Regions from separate parts of the Homo sapiens genome. Here region 2 is linked to region 1. A link is an interaction called in ENCODE POLR2A ChIA-PET data of the cell type or tissue named here. Cell type or tissue: CD4-positive, alpha-beta T cell. All regions are shown on one strand.

Region 1 (8,000 bases):
TGTCTTTAGCTGTGTGGGGCTGCTTACAATGTGTTCTTCCTGCTTTCCTATTTAGGGATTTTCTGTTTCTGACTTCCCATTCTGCCTCTGTTTCCCCCGAGTTTAGCTCTTGCCTCCCTCCCTCCCTCCCTGCCTTCCTCCCTTCCTTTCTTCCTTCCTTCCTTCTTTCCTTCTCCCTCCTCTCCCTCCCTCCTCCTTTTCTGTCCCCTCCTCCTTCCTGTCTCCCTCCTCCCTCCTGTCTCCCTCTTTCCTCATTTCTCCCTCCCTCTTCATTTCCTTCCTTAAATAAGGCATCTTTCCTTCTTGCCACTCTTCCCCCTTTCCTTCCTCCTCATTTTATCTTTCCCTTTCAGATCTATAGCATAGTCCAACCCACTTGGAGCCTATGTGGGCCATGCGGAGTTGGCTGCTGGTGTGACTCAGCAAGGTGGTTGGGGCTGTGGATTTGTTCCAGTGGTCTCATAAACTAATAAAGGAGCCTCCACTCACCTTTAAAAAAACTTCAGATCACTGATTCCTAGAAAAAAACAATCAAATATAAATTAAACATTTTTGTTTTAAAGAATGAAGAATACAGAGTGATTCTGTCTCTACTTTAAAAAATTAAAATCAGGAAATGGAAAACAATGATAATATCAAGTGTATTCTAATTCTGCATTATGGGAAGTTGATGGAAGAGGAGAGAAAAAATAGGAAAAAGAAGAACACGCTTACTAAATACTGAGAGACAGGCTTACTTATTAGTATAGATTTTTAAATGGAACTTTTAAAATATGAAAACAGTCAAACAGAACTAGGCTTTGGTTATGAGAAATATTTTATTTCCTACATAAAATTTTAATATGTGGGAATTGTGGAATTCGTTTTTCCCCATGATTAGTGGTAAAAACTCTTCACCTTTGCCTTGAAACATTGGGGTAGGAGACCTCATTTTACAGAGGAAGATGTCATCTGGTTTTGTTGAGTAACATCTTAAGGCCTTTAAAAATGTTACTTCTGGCTGGGTGCGGTGGCTCACGTCTATAATCCCAGCACTTTGGGAGGCTGAGGCAGGTGGGTCACAAGGTTAGGAGATCAAGACCATCCTGGCTAACACGGTGAAACCCCATCTCTACTAAAAGTACAAAAAATTAGCCGGGCGTGGTGGCAGGCACCTGTAGTCCCAGCTACTCAGGAGGCTGAGGCAGGAGAATGGTGTGAACCCGGGAGGCGGAGCTTACAGTGAGCCAAGATTGCGCCACTGCACTCCAGCCTGGGCGACAGAGCGGGTCTCAAAAAGAAAAGAAAAGAAAAATGTTCCTTCTGAGAGCTTTTAAAGCCTCATGTTTTGTTGTCAGGGACATAGCCGAGAGACAGCCTGGAATTTGTCCAGGTGAAAATGAGAACTGGAAGCTCCTTGTCCCCTGGCTGGGTCATCACTGCTGATTCCTGATCTAACCTATCTGGGGCAAAGAGGGTTTTCTTAGTGTGTTGAGCTGATGCTATGCAGAGTTGACCTGGTGTCTTCAAGGTCCCCACTGCTGTTCTTCTCCAGGTAGTTAGCAGCAACTAGATCCTTAACCCCTGTTCTGTCTTGGTCTGGCCTTTATTTTACAAAAAGACTTTTGGAACTGCTAACACATTTTGGCACAGTGCTGGGGTCCAGAAGTCTGGTGTGTTTGTTATTCATAATGACATGAAAAGGCATTTGGTGGTTTGCTTTCATTTGCAGTGCTGGCCAGAAGAGCTGTGCAGGAGTACATCATTACAGCAATCAAAGAAGTACTGAGGATTCACTTCAACCGTGCAGTGGAACTGAAGGTGAGTCCTGGTGGCTCAGGAGTGTGATGTCTGGTGAGACTGGGGCTGATGTGAGAGCCCCAGGTTAGAGGCAGGTGATTATGGCCATGGAATCATTCTATTTCATCTCTTCCCTCTTGTCTGTTCCTGGTTAAGTCCTGCTCATCCTCTGGATCTCCATTCCACCGTCACTGCATCGAGGAGGTCTTTCCTGATCCCACATGAGGTCAGGGTTAGTCCTTTAGGGGATGTGTTGGCAGAGTTGGAACAAAGGGCTCTCAGACCAGAGGCAGCAGTCTGGGGTGACAGCCTTCGTGATTTTACTTCCCTTGATTCACATGAAAGGACTTGGATTCGTGTTTAAATTAGACGTTAGAGTGAGTACAGGTGCATCTTTCTGGACATTTGGTAGGATAGAGATGGAGATCCAAATCTTTTAGACTGAATGATCCTAGAAAGCCACAGTCCATCTAGAGCAGAGCCATCCGGAACCAGAACCGCGCCCCACGCATGGCGATACAGCAGTGAAATGGGGCTCGTCCAAACGGAGATGGGCTGTGGGTGGAAAATACATACCAGACTTGAAAAATGCAGTGAAAAAAGGAGGGTAGAATATCTCATTAATAGTGTTTTGTATTGACTTCATGTTGAAATGATATTTTAGATATATTAAATAAAATGTATTTAAAATTAATTTCACCTGTTCTTATGTTTTTTAATGTGGCCACTAGAAATTTTTAAATTGCATATTTATTTTGGACAGTGCTGCTCAATAGGATAAGTACTCTTGTCTATGTGTTTTAAATACAACAAACAGCTTGAATGCCCTATAACTCATTATTCAGTTCATATTTCTGACTGTTCTTTCTTGCTGCTCTTATAATTTTGTGTTGTTTTTGCAAAGGTTGGCAGAGAGTAAAAGCAGTAACTAAAATAAAATTTTGATTATCCGTGATGCACTACCCCTTCATTCAAAACTACCAGTTTTTTTAGTTTATAATTTTTTATTTTTCTGTGTAACACAACTTCCTTTAAGTTTGAATTGTCTTTGTATTTCTTATTTCCCTAGGTTTACGAACTATTTACTGACTTCACTTTTCTGGTAACATCCGGTCCTTTCGTTTACACGGCAATATCCGTCATAAATGTGCTTATAAACAGTAAGCTTGTCCGTGACCAGACTCCTTTAATCCTGTCTGTGAAACCTTCTTTCCTTGTGCCAGAGTCCAGGTTCCAAGTTCAAACAGGTGAGACAGCTCAGCATAGTTGTTTTTATTTGTAAAAAGAATTTCATTTTTTTTTTATCTTTCTAAAATATTGGAAATCATTTTTAGAATTTATTATTATGATGATGATTTTTAGAGACAGGATCTCAGTCTGTTGCCCAGGCTGGAATGCAGTGGTGTGATTATAGCTCACTGTAGCCTTGAACCCCTGAGCTCGAACAATCCTCCTGCCTCAGCCTCCTGAGTAGTTAGGACTAAAAGTGTATACCACCATGCGTGGCTAATTTTTTTTTTAATTTTTTTTTAGGCCAGGTATGGTGGCTCACACCTGTAGTCCCACCAGGTGGGAGCTGAGGCAGAGGAGGTTGGGAGGCTGAGGCAGATGGATCACTTGAGTTCATGAGTTTGAGACCAGCCAGGGCAGCATGATGAAACCCTGTCTCTACAAAAAAAAAAAAAAAAAAAATTAGACCAAGTGCGATGGCTCATGCCTGTAATCTCAGCACTTTGAGAGGCTGAGGCGAGCAGATCACTTGAGCTCTGGAGTTTGAGATGAGCCTGGGCAACATGGCGAAACCTCATCTCTACTAAAAATACAAAAATTAGCCAGATATGGTGGCATACGCCTGTAATCCCAGTGACTTGGGTGGCTGGGGCAGGAGAATCACTTGAACCCAGGAGGTGGAGACTGCAGTGAGACGAGATCGTGCCACTGCACTCCAGCTTGGACAACAGAGTGAGACCCTATCTCAAAAAAAAAAAAAAAAAAGAATTTAAGAAACATTATGTTTTGTAGAGATGGGGTCTTCCTAAGTTGCCCAGACTGGTGTTGAACTCCTGGGCTCAAGCGATCCTCCTGTCTTGGCCTCCCAAAGTGCTGGGATTACGGGTGTGAGCTACCACACCTGACCTTATTATTTAACTTTTAAAAGTGTTTATAATTATGGGAAATTTCAAGCATGTACAAAAGTACGTAGAATAGTTTAACAGACCACTGTGTACTCATATGTCTTCAACCACTTTTCCGTTCCTAGCCAGTCTTGTTATAGCCACACCCCCATCTACTATCTACTTCCCCTCCTCTTGTACTATTTTAAAGTAAATCTCAGGCATCGTATCATCTCGCCCACACATATTTCAGCCTATATAGCCTCTAAAAGATAAAGACTTTAAACATGTATATGAAGTTAACAGTGATTTCTTTTCTTTTCTTTTTTTTGGAGCTGGAGTCTTGCTTTGTTGCTCAGGCTAGAGTGCAATGGCGCGATCTCTGCTCACTGCAACCTTTGCCTCCCGGGCTCAGGCAATTCTCTTGCCTGAGCCTCCTGAGTGGCTGGGATTACAAGCACCCACCACCATGTCCGGCTAATTTTTGTATTTTTAGTAGAGATGGGGTTTCACCATGTTGGCCAGGCTGGTTTCGAACTCCTGATCTCAAATGATCTGCCCGCCTCAGCCTCCCAAAGTGCTGGAATTACAGGCGTGAGCCGCTGTACCTGGCTGTTAACAGTAATTTCTAAATATCATATTTAACTTTTCATTGTGGACATGTTCAAACATTTACAAAAGTAGAGAGAGTACTAAGTCTACATATACCCATGGTTAAGCTTAAAAAAAATTTATCAACATCACCAATTTTGTTTCATCTATCCCCTGTGAACGTTTTTGTGGACACTAGAGTGTTTTCAAGCAATGCCAGGTATCATGTCATTTCACCCATAAATATTCAAGAATTCATCTACAATGAATTTATATATGTTTGAAATGTTTCCATCCATTGTGTCTTTTGATACTCAAATTCTTATCTTAGATATTTTTCATTTTAAAATGATACCAGTCACCGTCACATTGCATGTCTTCATTTACTGCAAAGTTACCTTTTACATTTCCGTGAGAAAATACGTAGAAATGTTACATCACAGTACTTAATCCCATACTATGGATGAATTGGTTGATTTAGATACGATGTTTCTCTCTCTTGATTCCTTAATACTTCAGAAGCACAAACACCTCATTTATGGGACTTTGATTGCTTTTCTTTTCAGTACTTCAGTTTGTGCCTCCGAGTGTGGATACTGGCTTCTGCAACTTCACCCAGCGCATTGAGAAAGGCCTAATGACAGCTCTCTTTGAAGTGAGAAAACACCACCAGGGAACGTATAACCTCACGGTGCAGGTGAGAATATCACTGAATGCAGAGCAGAAGGCTTTAGCCCTTGAAGGGGAAATTGTTCCACATTGTTTAAGATGTGCTTAACTCTTATTCCCTCCAGTGGCGGAAACCCAGTTTATGTGAGTCGGGATTGATCTATTCCTGTGGCGTAAGGTCGGCATAGCGTGCACAGGCTGAGCATCTTTGAGGGTTGCAGAGTAGCTGATACCCAGGGAGCTCAGATATGGTGAGCTGAAGAAACATGACCATATTCAGGAAATTCAAGAATTACCTAGAAAGGAATGGTATCAACCTAAATATCCAATGGGGGAATGCCTACCCATACTGTTGTTTCCATATAGCTACTAAGAACGGGTGTTGTACGTATCATATGGAAACTGCTGATGTTTTTATGTTTCTTTGATTTTTTTCCCTCTACATTCTTTCCTCTCTCTTTCCAAAATGGATGTTAAAATAGATTTTGGTGCTCCTGGATCCACTTTCCATGTTTCTTATTTTTTCCTCATATTTTCCATCTCTTTATTCTCTGTTTTTACAGATTTACTAAATGTCGTCCTCCAAGTCATGAATTTAGTCCTTAGCTGTGTCCATTATGTTATGCAATCCCTCTACTGAATTTTTAAGCTTTTTGTTCATTGTTCTTTGCTCCATTTTCATTGTAGGCTTTCCTGCGATGATGCAGTGTCACCTTAAAAGTCTCTGAGGACGTTAATTAGAATTGTTAAAATGCGTCTTCTGTTTCCTAAGTCATTCCTGTTTTCTCTGCAGTCCTTGCTCTGCATGTTGATCTCGGTGCTTTGCTTTCGTGCTGTTAGTTTCTGTAAATCTGGAGACTGTTGGTTTGTTGTTAGGAATGAAGAACCAAGTTGTTCATTTTAGTAGCTGGCACAGCTTTCCCCTTGAGCTGTGGGGATCTCTTTCTACGTCAGCTCCATCTCCTGGTGGGAAAATTCGTCGGAGCGCTGGGTCTGGGGCAGAATATGTCAGCGTGGGCTTCTCTCTGGGTGCAGTGTGTGGTCAGAGACAAGCAGACAGGGAACACCCTCCTTCCAGCATCTAGATAAAGAGGTTCTTCCTAGGGGATGGGGCACTTTAGTGTGTGTCTCAGGGCAGAGCTAGCTGCGTTTTCATTCATTTTCTTTCCTTCTTCGGTGTGCACAGGAGTTATCTTAGCCTCTGCCCACCTTCTTGGTTAGGGCCCAGACCCACCATAGTCCTCTTAGGCAGGAGTTTGTTTTCCTCAGGAGGCAGTCTTGTTCTGGGTGAGGGCCTGGCTGCTGCTAGCACCTCTGTTGGCCTGGGTGTGGCAGTTAGGAAGGACGGAGGAGGAAGGCAATACACTCAGCTCTTTGGCACAGCCTTGTAATTAATTATACTGATTACCACTGTGTAGCCTGCTCTTGGTCTCATTCCTGCTGATCTCTGCCACAGAGCCCCTCCTGGTCCTCTTGGAGAGCGTGGCCCTTGGCTCTGCTGCAGCCCATGCTTGTGTATGTTTTGGATTCTGGCTTTCTCTGTTCTGGTTTATATCAATCCAATCCCATCCTTTCTTCATCCCCCAGAGGTTTGACGGAATCTCTAGTTTTCTTCCATTCTCAGTGCTGTTGTGGATTTATTCCCCTGTGTTCAGCTTATTGTTATTTCAGTGGCATTTGGGGTGGGAGGAGCTGTACATGTGCTCAGTTCATCACTTAATGTAAGAAACATTTTCCATAAACTGAGCAGTTAAACTCTTACAAAAGGGAACCAGGTTAGAAAGCCAGTTACGTTTCCTTTAAAAACTTTACCTCCTTTAAAAAAATCGGTGAGAGGACCTGTGAGAGAGAAATCATGGTTAAGCTTTCAGCAGAATGTTTTATTATAGAAGCTTATTCTGACTTTATTCTTTCAGATCTTGAATATCACCATCAGTTCCTCAAGGGTGACTCCTCGGCGGGGCCCGGTGAATATCATCTTTGCGGTTAAAAGCACACAGGGATTTTTGAATGGGTCGGAAGTGAGCGAGCTGCTCAGAAACTTGAGTGTGGTGGAGTTCAGTTTCTATCTGGGATACCCAGTGCTGCAGATCGCAGAGCGTGAGTACAGCCCTCTTGGACATGCTGGGGAGGTGATGGCGGGCATTTTTGGTGGAAGACCTCTTCTTAAAATTTTTTTAGTTTTTTAAAAGACTTGATTTTTTAAAAATTATTTTTCCATAAGGCGTTGGGGTACAGGTGGTATTTGGTTGCACGAGTAAGTTATTTAGTGGTGATTTTTGAGATCCTGGTGCACCCATCACCCGAGCAGTATACACTGCTCCACATTTGTAGTCTTTTATCCCTCCTCCCGCCACTCTTCCCCCCAAGTCTCCAAAGTCCATTGTATCATTCTTATGCCTTTGTGTCCTCATAGCTTAGCTCCCACATATCAGTGAGAACATACGATGTTTGGTTTTCCATTCCTGAATTATTTCACTTAGAATAATAGTAAAAGACTTGAGTTTTTTTAGTGAAGTTTTTGGATTCACAGCAGATATGATCGGAGAGTTCACAGATTTCCCATATACCTCCTGCTTCCGCACATTCATAACCTCCATTATCAGCATCCCCCAGCACAGTGGCCCATTTGTTACAGTGATCAACCTGCATTGGTTGATCCTGCATCATTGGTTGAACCTGCATCATCATCCATAGCCCATAGTTTACATTAAGGTTCACCCTGGGTGTCGTGCATTCTGTGGGTTTGAACAAATGTGTAATGACATGCAAATGGCATGGATTCTCCATTTTAGTATCATACAGAGTATTTTCACCTGGACCACTTTTTTCAAATGAAATATCTGA
Region 2 (8,000 bases), 760 kb before region 1:
GTAGCTAAGTGACTTTTTCCCAGACAGGCTGGTCTCCTGTAAGAGAGAGAGAGAACTGACAGATTATGCGAGAGAATGCGGCTCCGCCACCATCAAGGTCAGAAGCCTGCCCCTACTCTCATTATGTGTTGCTAGCCAACACACTCCTTCAGTTTGTTTCCAGCTGATCATCTTTCTGTCTTCTGCATTCCCAGTTCGTAATCTGCACTCTCTTCTCTCTCCACGGGCCCCAGAGCAGATGGGTCACTTCTTTTGGTTTCAAATACAATTTAGTGGCCATCTTCCCTCCCATCTTTTTCATTAAAAAAAAAAAAAAAGTTCTAACCACTGCTTTTCTAATCACCACTGTTCTAGCCACTAGGACTTTCTGTCCTCCACAAATCTATTGCTGTTAAAATATTTGTTTTGATTGTTCCAGGTGGTAAATGTTACCTTATGGGCTTTGTTCCAGCTCGCATTACTTTTTGCAAGGAGGATACTAAGTTCTAAAACATTGAGTCATACCATGACTGAGAATAGTGAAAGTGCAAATTCTTTATTAATACAGAAGTTAAAGATGAGGTAGTCATGTAGAAGACAACCTGCGATGATTAAATAAACTATGATTCTGGTTCAGTGATTCTAATTAATCACCAGAAGTGAATAAAAATGTTACTTGTGGCCAGGCGCGGTGGCTCATGCCTGTAATCCCAGCACTTTGGGAGGCTGAAGCGGGTGGATCACCTGAGGTCAGGAGTTCGAGACCAGCCTGGCCAACATGGCGAAACCCCATCACTACTGAAAATACAAAAAATTAGGCGGGCGTGGTGGCAGCGCCTGTAGCTACTCAGGAGGCTGAGGCAGGAGAATCACCTGAACCCAGGAGGCAGAGGTTGCAGTGAGCCGAGATCGCGCCATTGCACTCCAGCTGGAGCTACAAGAGCGAAACTCCATCTCAAAAAAAAAAGTTACTTGTAATTATTTTTTTTGAAGTCTTCATGTTCTAAGTCAAGACTTAAACTGACCATTTTTTTTACAAATAGTTAATGGTTACTTGGTATGACATATTTAGAACTTACCCAGTAGTTTTTATCATCTTGACTGGTCCTCGCTATGAAAGATATTTTATAATTTCATGCCAACTTACATAAATGTAGCATTTGATTTTCAGGTAACTAAATCACTAGCTAATCAATTCTACTTATCTTCAAGTGTTATGAGGTAGATGTAAATTCCGTGAGGGCAGGGAGTCATCTGTAGGCGAATCATCTGTTTTATTCCCTGCATTATCTTTAGCATCTAAATCAGTGTTCAGCATACACTGTGGTCACTAGATAAATATTGAACAATGAATGAGTAAGCTATAGACATAAACTATAAGAAACTCATAAAAATCTTTTATAAAAATCTAGAATCATATAATGTTAAACTTCAGATGTATCTTTTTAAACCAGAGGTATAAGTAGCAAACAAATGGGAGGAATTAAAAAATTCTTTGCCTTGAATCTGAACTATCACATTCAAGGCTTAGATTTTAGTGATGACCATTTCTCATAAATGCATTAAAGTCACTTCATTAAAACTTGATTCTCAGCCGGGTGCAGTGGCGCACACCTATAATCCCAGCACTTTGGGAGGCCGAGGCAGGCAGATCACCTGAGGTCGTTCGAGACCAGCCTGGCCAACATGGTGAAACCCTGTCTCTACTAAAAATGCAAAAAAATTAGCTGGGGTGGTGGCGTGCGCCTGTAATCCCAGCTACTTGGAAGGATGAGGCAGGAGAATTGCTTGAACCAGGAGACGGAGGTTGCAGTGAGCCGAGATCATGCCATTGCACTCTAGCCTGGGTGGCACAGCGAGAGACTCTGTCAAAAAAAAAAACTTTATTCTCAACTGAAAGTACTACCAATGAGTCTAATCCATTTTGGTACACAGATCAGATAAACAGTTCTTAATCATCTTCAATTTTCTGATCTACATTCAGCAGTGTTTATGGAGACTCATGTAAAGATAGGTGCAGGGCAATTACAATGTTAGAAAAAATGTCACGCTAGAAGTTCTTTTTAAGTAAGTCAGTAAATACAAAGTTCACCAGTGTTGTTTTCTATAAACCTGTCTTTGGTATAATTACTATTTCTTTTAATTATTCTACTTTTTACCTTTAGAATCTTCTATTATTGTTTGACATGCCAATTTCAATTCCCTGAATTCCAGTTGTAATACTTTGTTTTCAAGTATTATAAAAATATCTTAATGTTCTTTCTGTAGCAGATCACTCTTTTGGTTCATTGTTTCCAGTTGTGGAGTTTTAAAGTGTTATTTTTCAAGTTGTAATGAGAACTAGAAGGTATTTAAAATTGGCTTTAAAAACCTATTTTGGGCCGGGTGCGGTGGCTTACACCTGTAATCCCAGCACTTGGGGAGGCTGAGGCGGGCAAATCACTTGAGGCCAGGAGTTGGAGACCAGCCTGGACAACGTGGCAAAACCCTGTCTCTACCAAAAATACAAAAATTAGCCAGGCATGGTGGCGCAGGCCTGTAATCCCCGCCACTAGGGTGGCTGAGGCAGAATTGCTTGAATCTGGAAGGCGGAGAGGGCAGTGAGCTGAGATTGTGCCATTGCACTCCAGCCTGGACAGCAGAGCAAGACTCTGCCTCAAAAAAAAAAAAAAAAAAAAAAGAAAGAAAGAAAGAAAGAAAGAAAGAAAAGAAAAAGAAATAAAACCTATTTTGAATGATTGGGAATGCAAAGGTGGTAGCTACACACCTCCCTTTTTAATAGCTGCAGTCAGCAGGAATCAAATAATTACACCATTTTTTTTTATTTTTCCTTCACTTTTTTTGTTCTTTTTTTTTTTCAAGACAGGGTCTTGCTCTATCACCCAGGCTGGAGTGCAGTGGTGCAATCATGGCTCACTGCAACCTCAGTCTCCTAGGCTCAAGCAATCCTCCTGGAGTAGCTGGGACTACAGGTGTGTGCCATCATGCCCAGCTAATTTTTTTTTTTAACTGATTTTTTGTAGAGATAGGCTCTCGTTATGATGCCCTGGCTGGTCTTGAACTCTTGGCCTCAAATGATCCTCCCTCTTCAGCCTACCACAATGCTGGGGTCACAGGTGTGAGCCACCATCCCCAGCCACAGTTTCCTTAGACATATGAAGAGCTGGGTGGCAATGTCCAGAATCTCAATTCAGAATGCAGATCAGGGGGACTCTTTGAGTCTGGCAACCCCAACCCGCCCGGAAAAACAAACAGCCTTGTAGGACAACAGCCTTTTAGGACTTGAACCTTCTCAGGCCCGCCTCTCAAAACAATATGACTTGAAAATGTTTAGTTTTTCTTGTATTGTCTCACTTGCCAAACCTCCGAAAGCAATTTGAGAGTAATTTCAACCACATCTTTTAGCAGGCCTTGTGAAAAATAAATTTAACAGGTTAATTGTGTGCCGTTTTGATTTGTCTTGGCATCTCAATAAGTAAAAGGTTAAAATCATGGCCACAAAAAGTAAATAAAGCTTGATTATTCCAGTTGAAAATTCATCCATGGGTACTCTAGTGCCTGGCTTTCGTGTTGACCTCATTGCCATATGACCACCATCAATAGCTCTTTATATTTAATTAATTTCCTAAAAAAACCACACTCACACATTTGTAATGTTTGTAATCTTTTTATTCCATGATAATTGATGTAGCCTAGCGTAATTGTAGTTTTTGTGTGTGTGTGAAGTATCTGACATTCTGTGCTTTAGTACGTTTTATTTCATCACTTAATGTGTCCCCCCCACCCGCCCACTGGCTGTGACAGTGTTTTTGCGAATGAAACAGTTCAGTGAGACCTGGGAATTTCCTGTGGCATTTATGTGGTCTCATGCTCATCTCTATTTGCCAGATACCATCCGTGTAAGAACCATGCTCAACAGATACATTTTGGAGAACCAGATGTCTCATTTTGTCATTCACCAATGAGTCTTGAAAGGCTGAATTCAAGAAGACAACTTTTTAAGATCTTTCTCTCTCAGTCTACAAAAGAAAAAACGGGCTTATTACTGTCACCGCTGCCTTTAATTATGTACAGTCACAATACAATTATCTCCCTATTTGGGTGTTATCTCCCCTGCCAGATCACCAATGCCTCAAATTGGGAGAGCACGGCTTCTGTTTATTGTTCATCCTTTGAAATGACTTAAAAGGAAGCTGAGTACACAGTTGACCCCCTAGCCAAGGGGATTGATAGTGGTCTCGGGCTGGGGAGAGGACTCTGTGATTCTTCCCAAAAGGTCACTCCCTATCCAGAATGATAAGTCCTCAGTTTTTAGAATGTAGTTGTTAGGTAAAGGGATTAATCCAGAGAAAGAGATTTTAAGGCTGCATCATTGATTTTATTGTTTTGGATAAGAACGTGGAATTGGCTTTTCTGTAAATTGAGTACATTATATAAGGCACAGGTTAAAGTGATCCTTCCACGTGAATTCTTTCATGGTTATTTGATTATTTTCAGAATATCTTGACATTTGAAAGGCATACAGACAAAAGCCAATCATGTAAATAATTGCATTTCTAAAACAGTCATCAGTCTTCTTTTACTTCACCATTTTTAACCATTTGGATTCAAAGCTGGATTTTATCTCAACTAAATAGAACAGCTAATATCCAATTTAATGTGCAACTGTAACCAGTCAGACCCAGAAATTTTGAATAGCATTTGTAACTTTTAATCACAAAATTAATGGCATTAAACTCTAACAGAATAGATTCCATTTGTTAATTTTTTCTAATCAAACTTCAGATATTTATCCATGCCTCAGGTGAGAAATGTCTCACCAGACACCCAGTTAAATGAAAAGTAAATCATACCTTTTTTTTTTTTTTTGAGACAGAGCCTTGCTCTGTCACCCAGGCTGGAGTGCAGTGGCGCGATCTCACTGGAGCTTGCTCACTGCAAGCTCTGCCTCCCGGGTTCACGCCATTCTCCTGCCTCAGCCTCCCGAGTAGCTGGAACTACAGGCACACACCACCATGCCCAGCTAATTTTTTTGTATTTTTAGTAGAGATGGGGTTTCACCATGTTAGCCAGGATGGTCTTGATCTCCTGACCTCGTGATCCACCCACCTCGGCCTCCCAAAGTGCTGGGATTACAGGTGTGAGCCACTGCACTCGGCCAGTAAATCATACCTTTTTAAAATAGCATTTCACATTAATTATACTTACTTAGTTAACACTGAGGTTATCTATTATTGCATAAGATACCGTTGATTTTAGTTGCATATCATATGCAGGTAACTGCTTGCTTGCTTGCTTTTTTTTTTTTTTTTTGAGATGGAGTTTTGCGCTTGTCACCCAGGCTGGAGTGCAATGGTTTGATCTCGGCTTGCTGCAACCTCCACCTCCTGGGTTCAAGCGATCGCCTGTCTCAGCCTTCCGAGTAGCTGAGATGACAGTGCATGCCATCACACCCGGCTAATTTTTGTATTTTTAGTAGAGACAGGGTTTCATCATATTGGTCAGGCTGGTCTCGAACTCCTGACCTCAGGTGATCCACCCATCTCGGCCTCCCAAAGTGCTGCTGGGATTACAGGTGCGAGCCACCGCTCCCAGCCACAAGTAATTGCTTTCTTTGTTCTTACCTAAAAGATAAGCCAAAGTAAAATAGAATATATTTACTACTTAACACCTATGAAACTAGATTGTTCTAATGTATAAAGGAAATTAACCAATATGTTTTATATATTATACAAATGTACAAATATTTTCCCGAGAATCTGGCAATGTTTCTAAAAAGCAGCTCATTCTTTGTTGTTGTTTTCTGATTATAAAAGCTAGTGAGTCAGTACCACTTCTGAAATGGCAGTCACTACATTAGGATCCTGCAGCAGTGATTCAGCACCAGATTAGTGACACTCTGCAGTGTTACTAGTTGTCACAAAGGGTAGATCAAAAAGTATAAAATTAATTAAAAACTATGTATGTGTACAGTTCTTCTAAAGGTCAGTTTTTCAAATCATATCCCCAGCCATGAATATTTTTATATCCTTTTACCTGATGATCTCATTCCTTAAAATTATAAGTAATTAATTTTTTAAAAGCTATATGTGTATATGTGATTATCCAACTGTTTCTAAAGATTAAATATTAAAAACAACCAAAATCAGCAAATGAGCAGTGACAAAGTTTATAAGATGGAATATTAATAATTGGTGGACTTGATTATAAGTAGAAAGACCAAAACTATGCAAGGGTAACTATAGGCTATCAAGTGACAAAAAGAATGCAAAATTATATGATACTATGATTACAACTATGTATTTAAGGAGTTAAATGAAAATTTATTGTGTTAGAGTTAGAGTGTGGAGTTTTTTTGTTTTGTTTTTTTTTTTTAAGAAGGAGTCTCGCTCTGTTGCCCAGGCTGGAGTGCAGTGGCGCAATCTCGGCTCACTGCAACCTCTGCCCCCCAACAAGGTTCAAGCGATTCTTCTGCCTCAGCCTCCTGAGTAGCTGGGATTACAGGATCCTGCCACTACACCCAGCTAATTTTTGTATAGCAGCAGAGACGGGTTTCGCCATTTTGGCCAGGCTGGTCTAGAACTCCTGACCTCAGGCCGTCTACCTGCCTCGGCCTCCCAAACTGCTAGGATTATAGGTGTGAGCCACTGTACCCAGCCAGAATGTGGATTTTTTAAATTTTGTTTTCTTCATGTTGTTACGAAGTTGTCTAATACATTTCTAACATCTTTTTGTTATATCAGCACTTTATGGAGGACTAGAAGGCATCAGTCCATATCCCCAAAATATGGTGTCTTGTTGTACTGTGGTGCCTCTTAACAAATGATTGTATTCATTTGTGGCCTTCTAAAAGAGTGACTGCTTTTCTGAGAGTCTTTTACCTACTCCCAGAAAGTTATTTACTCTGTGGGACAGTTCATTCTGTTGCATCTTATCTGAGTACTTAAAGCCCCAAGGAAGAAGATGATATTTGCCAGTACATAAACTGACATTTTGGCACCTAATCTTTGACTTTAAGAAGAACCAGAGGACCCTTGATGGTTCCAGTGAGCCCTGGGTCTTCTGTGCTTTCGTGGCGAAGGCCTCTTTCAGAGGACACACCACGGCAGCCCCTGCTCCTCAAGTCTCAGAAGGCCTGAACCCATGGTAGCTGGAAATAATAGCTTGACATTCCTCCCTCATTTTAAACTGTGATTTTTTTTTTAAACACTCTTCTTGACCTTTTCTTTGAAGGAGGAACAAAACAGGGAAAACATTGCTCTTCAGTACACTAGTGAATTATTTTGACAATGGCAGTCTCCCGAAACAGGCTACCATGTCATCCCTACGCTTTTCTCTTGTGTGTCTTTGATTGGGTGTCATTGCCAGTCCTTACAGAAATTGGCTTCTGGCCCCCAATAGTCACTGTCTATCGGCAGGACCTATCACATAATTGCTATCTTGAAAGCACCATCTGGGCAGCTCAGTGTTTAAAAAAAAAAAAAAAAAAGGCAGACCTCCTTATTGACTTGAAAGAGCTTACAGTCTGCTTGTAAACAGAAGACATGAAATGACTGAAGAATGTTCTCAAAGCTCAACATGAACAAGTCACATTACAGACATTTGAACTGAACTGAATGCTGAAGGACCTTGAACAAATGAGCATCTGGGTCAGATTAGCTAGGCAGATGGCACTGGGTGCCCAAATGGAGTGAGCATGCATGGAAGAAAAAGTGAAGGCCCAGGCACTCATTTAGAGGGGAGGAGTTTGGTAATATAATGAGGATAAAGAATGCTTGTAGATTTCTGGTTAGTGAGTAGTAGAATAAAAATTGTGACTAAGCACCATGGGTGGATGGATGGATGGATGGATGGATGGATGGATGGATGGATGGATGGATGTGGCCAGGAGGCTGAAGGCAGTGCTCTATCCAGGAGAGCCAGGTCAGCGCATGCATAGCTAGGGCATAAGCTAAGAAAATGGGGAAGACACAGCAAATTCCTGATACTTTACATAAAAGGAGTTTGTTGGGTTTTATTTT

The links. Peaks named below come from ENCODE experiments on the same cell type or tissue, not always from the same donor. Only the 100,000 strongest peaks of a DNase experiment are listed, where the experiment ranks them.
Region 2: POLR2A ChIA-PET joins it to region 1 with 8 read pairs; 2 of 35 experiments call an interaction of 5 or more read pairs at or near these places.

What each region holds. Positions count from the first base shown.
Region 1 is chr7:138,906,172-138,914,171 of GRCh38, reverse strand. It overlaps KIAA1549, which reads left to right. Exons shown (of 20, transcript NM_001164665.2): 3 at 1,712-1,800; 4 at 2,849-3,026; 5 at 5,051-5,181; 6 at 7,070-7,253. Among named protein-coding and RNA genes, the nearest start is that of KIAA1549, 71 kb to the left of the region's middle. In CD4-positive, alpha-beta T cell, no CTCF peak of the experiment used is centred here; no DNase peak of the experiment used is centred here; H3K27me3 peaks cover 29 bases.
Region 2 is chr7:139,665,419-139,673,418 of GRCh38, reverse strand. The region is part of intron 2 of HIPK2 (homeodomain interacting protein kinase 2); the gene reads left to right. Among named protein-coding and RNA genes, the nearest start is that of HIPK2, 110 kb to the left of the region's middle. RefSeq lists a silencer at 514-663. In CD4-positive, alpha-beta T cell, no CTCF peak of the experiment used is centred here; a DNase peak (open chromatin) is centred at 3,828.